Linked DNA regions of Homo sapiens: region 2 is linked to region 1. A link is a loop called in an ENCODE intact Hi-C map of the cell type or tissue named here. Cell type or tissue: upper lobe of right lung. All regions are shown on one strand. Links, peaks and the distances in the headings refer to the core of each region. The heading gives the core; the rest is flanking DNA.

Region 1 (2,812 bases), core at 18-2,517:
TCATTACACATGTTTAGTTTTATAGTCAGCCTTCATGCCTCGACTTTTCCTCTGTCTATGCCACTTACAAAGGAACTTGTAAGTGCTCTTAATTGAGTGGCCAAAAGGAATGCTAGATGAAGCTAGGAGTGGTGCAAATGTATTTTTGCTCTCTTTAAGCAGTAGGATTTTTTTTCTTTTTTTTTAAATGGACACATAAGAATTGTATATATTTATGGGGTTCCATAATTATATTTCAAAACACACAATGTGTAGTGATAGAATCAGGGCAGTTAGCATATCCATGGTCCCAAACATTTATCTTTTTTGTGTGTGTTGGGAACATTCAAAATCCTCTCCTTGAACTATTAGAAATTATAGAATAAATTATTCTTAACTGTAGTCATTCTACAGTACTATAGAACACTTGAACTGATTCTCCCTATTTCTCTGTAATTTTGTATCCTTTAACCAACCTCTTCCTATCCCCCCATCCCCTTCCCAGGCTCTAGTAAGCACTTATCCCACTCTCTACTTCTGAGATCAACTTTTTTAGCCTCCACATATGAGTGGTTTTTGATATTTTGACTTATGATAGAAGATTCAAAGTCAAAACGATTTTCTTTTTCCAGTATCTTGACTGTATTTGCTAATTTCTAATATTTCATAATTATTGGCATCCAGCTATACTTTGTAGGCAAAGAGGATTGTCATGTGCAAAATGCAAATATGTCTTATGTCAAGCACTGTAATTAATGGTTAAAAACTAAAATATGTAATTATGTTGGAAGAAAATTCTCTTCGATTATTTTTTTCTCAATTTCTAAAGCAAATCTGTTTTGTAACTTTTCGCTTACCGTTGCTAAGAGGGACTGAAGTTCAATCTCAAGGGTTTGAAGAGTGCGTTTCATCTCGATAAGCTCATTCCGGGCTGAGGTGGTGGCGCCAGCGTCGTCAGAGATCTGCTGCTGCAGCGAGGCGCTCTGGAACGGCAGGGGCCGCGTTAGGGCGCTGGGGCTGAGTCCGCGCCCGGGCGCACCCAAGCGTGGTTTTACCTTTTCGTTGAACCAGGCCTCCGCGTCCCTGCGGTTCTGCTCTGCGAGGGCTTCGTACTCAGCTCGCATATTGTTCAGCAGAACCGTGAGGTCTACCCCGGGGGCCGCGTTCATCTCCACGTTCACGTTGCCTCCAGCCGCGCACTGAAGAGCTTTCATTTCCTGAAAGATATTTGTTTAACGGAATTAGGATCTGAATATTTTATTTATTGCACTTTTTGAGTTAGGGTCTCGCTCTGATGCCTAGGCTGAAATGCAGTGGTGCAATTATGACTCACTGCAGCCTCGAAATCCTGGCCTCAAGCGATCCTCCATTCTGGGTCTCCTACAGTGTTGGGATTATAGGCATGAGCCACCGCTTCTGGCCTGAATATTTTTAAAGGAGTCAGATGGACAAGATCTATAGGGTTAGAAACTTTTTGGGAGGTTTGTTTCTTTTGAGAAGAATGAATAGAAGCGTCTCAAACAATCTAAGCCTTATGGAGAAACTGACAGGTTCCTTCTTGAATGTTAATTTAAGACATTATATTTATCATCTGAAATTAGTTTTAAAATTTGGTAGGGAGGCGATTGTGAGAGCCAGCCGGGTGGAGCTTCTACCTCCTCATGATTCTTCTTGAGGTAAGCGAGCTCCTCACTGAGAGTTTCCAGCTGGATCTCCAGGTCCGTTCTGCACAAGGTCAGCTCATCCAGGACTCTTCGCAAACCATTGATGTCCGCCTCCACGCTCTGGTGAAGCGCTAGCTCGTTTTCAAACCTTAGAAAAGTATTTGGAAGTTTCATCATTAGTCATTAGACATGGCACATCACTTTTTAGATCATCATACAACTCAGACTAAGCTTTGAGGTAAAACTACTAAGATAATACTTAAAACTTCAGGCCGGGCGCGGTGGCTCACGCCTGTAATCCCAGCACTTTGGGAGGCAGAGGCGGGCGGATCACGAGGTCAGGAGATCGAGATCACGGTGAAACCCCGTCTCTATTAAAAAATACAAAAAATTAGCCGGGCGCAGTGGTGGGCGCCTGTAGTCCCAGCTACTCGGGAGGCTGAGGCGGGAGAATGGCGTGAACCTAGGAGGCGGAGCTTGCAGTGAGCCGAGATTGCGCCACTGCACTCCAGCCTGGGCGACAGAGCGAGACTCCGTCTCCAAAAAATAAATAAATAAATAAATAAATTAATTAATTAAAAAAACACATTTCAGTTAGGTCATCTATCATGCAATAAATACATTTCATTGAAGCAAGAGAATGGGAATAGCCAAAATTCTTTCTCATATGACTTTGACACTCGTTTTTGTTAGTCCCGAAATTTCCCAAGTAAAATTTGTTGCTCAGCTAGTTACTCATTCTAACAGGCATTTTGTTTAAAACAAATACATGAATAAACAAGAACAAAGGCTTGAGACAACGTCAAATAACTTAGAAGAATAAAGGAGAAAAAATGCTTAGACAACTTTTTTTTCCCATTTATCTTCAGCTCTACTTACTTTAGTCTGAAGTCATCAGCTGTTAGTCTTGCATTATCATTTTGCAGGACAACATGGGCATTACTGGTAGTTGCAGAAATTATCTGACAAATGAAAAGTTAGTTAAGATTGAGGAAATATTTAAGATGCATTTCAAAGTTCCTTGAAATAAAATTACCCATGAAATTATAGTAATATTTCTGGCATCTGTCTCTAATAATCAGACCATTCTTTTGAAGATGGGTAATTTAAGTATGGTCTCTCTCTCTGTCTTTTATTTTGAGACCGAGTCTCGCTCTGTTGCCCAGGCT
Region 2 (2,812 bases), core at 11-2,510, 150 kb before region 1:
AAAGTTGGTTTTCTTGCCTATAAACTATATATATATATCTATACACCTGTATGTGTGTGTGTGTGTGCCAAAAAAATGTGGTTCTAGGTCTTCTCTGAAACTCTTGGGTCTACAAGAAAAAACAGCAGCTCTAGCAGTTGTATAATATAGGATATTCCAGAGCAGCTGGTGAGGCAAAATAGTGAAAGTTCTGGGGTATACATAAGGCTTCCGTTTTACATTTTGGGCTACCAACTAGATTTCCTTGTCTGAATGCAAAGTGCAAATTATAAATTACATTTAATGACGACATTTGATGAATAAATCACAATAAAATGAAAGTAATTAATGACTGTATGGGAGTTTAACATATCAGAGGGCTCTAGCATTTACAGGCCTAGAAGATATGTGTATACTCTATGATATTTCAAATTTATTGCAATTTTGCCAGAGAATGGGAACAATCTTATAAAAAAAGGATCCTACAGGTTTATAATAAAGTTAGCCCTGTTTCAAAGTGAACAACATTCAATAAAAACACTATTTTGGAAAAAAGAATGAGGAAAAATAAAGTAACAGGTATAGTGATAAAAGTATAGTTAACATATTAAACAGATACCCTTTTAAGTTCATTGTTAAATGAATCTGTGCTTTCCAGGAATTTCCTCTTCTTCTCCTGGTGTCGTTCCTCTATTTGAAGAAGTTCAGCTTCTAGTTTTCGCTGCAAGACAGGATCAGGCTTCATAATTGTGTCTCATTTTTTAATGGTCCATACTTTCAAACAGTGTACCAAATAATGTTTTGAACTTTAGATCATTTATCACATGAGTCTAGCTAAGATTTAAAAAATACAAAATGCAGCACAAAGAAATGATTATGATCAATAGGTAAATGTTAAAGAATACTGTTTCAGGCCTGAGCAATTCCTTGGGAAAAAATATTTAGCATAGCAGTAAAGATTGATAGGATGCCTCAAAATTCTTAAGTTCACACGTATTTCTTAACGAATATACTTTCCATTACAAGGTTCTATATTATAGTTTTTAATGACAAACTTATTAAACATCTGGGAAAGGTCCACTTCCTTAAACCTCTTCTCCAAATCAGGAACAGGTTAGATTGACATATTTAACAGGTAGATTTAGGCATGGTGTAGGAATCATATCACCTGGGATTTGTGGTATAGGCACATCTTATTGAAATGAATGTTTTATGACTTTACCTGATGAACCATTAAGGACTGGACCTGCCGTTTGAGGACCTGCATTCTAGCTGTTGTGACAACTGACCGAACGTCTGGCACCACACTCTCACTAAGAATTTCACTGATGAGGCGGTGGTTTCTCTGGAAACGGGCGGTGGCTGTATGCTTCATTGAAAAGCCATCATCATAATCTGGAGTGAACAAATTGTTCTGGAAATCAGGTCACCAGTAACCATAAAAAGGAGTGTAACAATGTTAACACTTAATTACCAACGAACTATGGCCCTCACTGGCCTAACAAGTGGACCTGCCCAGCGTCATGGGAGCACTGGGGCAGTTACTTGATAAAAACCATACAGAGGACGTAATGTGTTCATTGGCCAAGGTAGTAATTTATCTCACAGTCTTTAAGTGATAATGTTGTGTCTGAGAAGGATTTGGCTAAAACATAAACGAGATACAACATGTCTCTTCTGGCTTCGGAATCAATGTGAAGGCTGTATGTGATGGCAGTAATTGAAATTCTGCCCAATGTTTCACTCTCTTGGTAGTAACTTAAGGCATTTAACAACTAATGAACAACATATGAACTGGGCAGTGACTTTGTCACTTGTAGCACTTTAAAAATGAATGAAAATGCCCATTTGTAAAATTATGACAGCAGAGAATACATCACCTCTAACAATATTCAGTTTCCCAGGCCCTCAAGTAATTTTATAGAAGAAAAATAAATGTCTGATTCCAAATTTAATTTTTGTCAGTTTACACTTAGCCAGCTGTTGTCAGTGTGTAATGGTATGACCCAAGTTCATACAGTATGGGTCTGGTTTATATGCTTCTGTTTCGTTTTGAGACAGAATCTCCCTCTTGTTACCCAGGCTGGAGTACAGTGGCCCAGTCTCAGCTCACTGCAACCTCCACCTGCCAGGTTCAAGTGATTCTTGTGCCTCGGCCTCCCAAGTAGCAGGAATTACAGGCGCATGACACCACGCCCGGCCAATTTTTGTATTTTTAGTAGAGATGGGATTTCACCATGTTGGCTAGGGTGGTCTTGAACTCCTGACCCCATGTGATCTGCCCATCCTGGCCTCCCAAAGCGCTGGGATTACAGGTGTGAGCCACTGCACACACACTACAGGCTTATTTTTAATAGCTATCTAGTGTTTCCTTAATCTCAGTCTTTGCTCTATCACCTTCATAGTTTTTCATATATCTACTAACAGCCTGTACTATCGTTTACTTAATATTTTTCTTTAAACTAACTCACTTAAAAAAAAAAAGAGCTTTCTCTTTAGTAATACATATTAAAACAAACGCTCCTCTCTGAACCACTTAATCACCTCAGTGACCCACCAGACAGGGAGGAACCACACTTAAGAAAACCTTGTTACAGGGGAAACCCTGTTACAGAGGCCTATGTTGCGCTGCTATGTCAGTTTAGCACCTCCCTTATTGTCTGGCACTTAAGTAGTTCCTAAAATTCTCATTATTATAAATACTACAGCTAAAAACTGTTGTTTTTGTAAAAAGTTAAAAAAATTACTTTTGTTTCCTTTTGAGTAATTTCTTTAGGAAATAAACTTCTGAAATTAAAACTACTGGGTAAGATACAGTTTTTTTAAAACTCTG

What was found. Hi-C counts contacts between places; a loop is a spot of excess contacts. Peaks named below come from ENCODE experiments on the same cell type or tissue, not always from the same donor. Only the 100,000 strongest peaks of a DNase experiment are listed, where the experiment ranks them.
Region 2: it touches region 1 in a loop (6-fold over the local background); 44 of 110 quality-filtered maps call a loop at or near these places.

The regions. Positions count from the first base shown.
Region 1 is chr17:40,778,666-40,781,477 of GRCh38, forward strand. It overlaps KRT27 (keratin 27), which reads right to left. Exons shown (of 8, transcript NM_181537.4): 2 at 2,523-2,605; 3 at 1,635-1,791; 4 at 1,035-1,196; 5 at 837-962. Among named protein-coding and RNA genes, the nearest start is that of KRT27, 2.5 kb to the right of the region's middle. RefSeq lists a silencer at 852-1,146. In upper lobe of right lung, for the core only: no CTCF peak of the experiment used is centred there; a DNase peak (open chromatin) is centred at 966; H3K4me3 peaks cover 797 bases; H3K27ac peaks cover 837 bases; H3K27me3 peaks cover 716 bases.
Region 2 is chr17:40,630,994-40,633,805 of GRCh38, forward strand. It overlaps SMARCE1 (SWI/SNF related BAF chromatin remodeling complex subunit E1), which reads right to left. Exons shown (of 11, transcript NM_003079.5): 8 at 1,202-1,374; 9 at 599-700. Among named protein-coding and RNA genes, the nearest start is that of SMARCE1, 15 kb to the right of the region's middle. In upper lobe of right lung, for the core only: no CTCF peak of the experiment used is centred there; no DNase peak of the experiment used is centred there.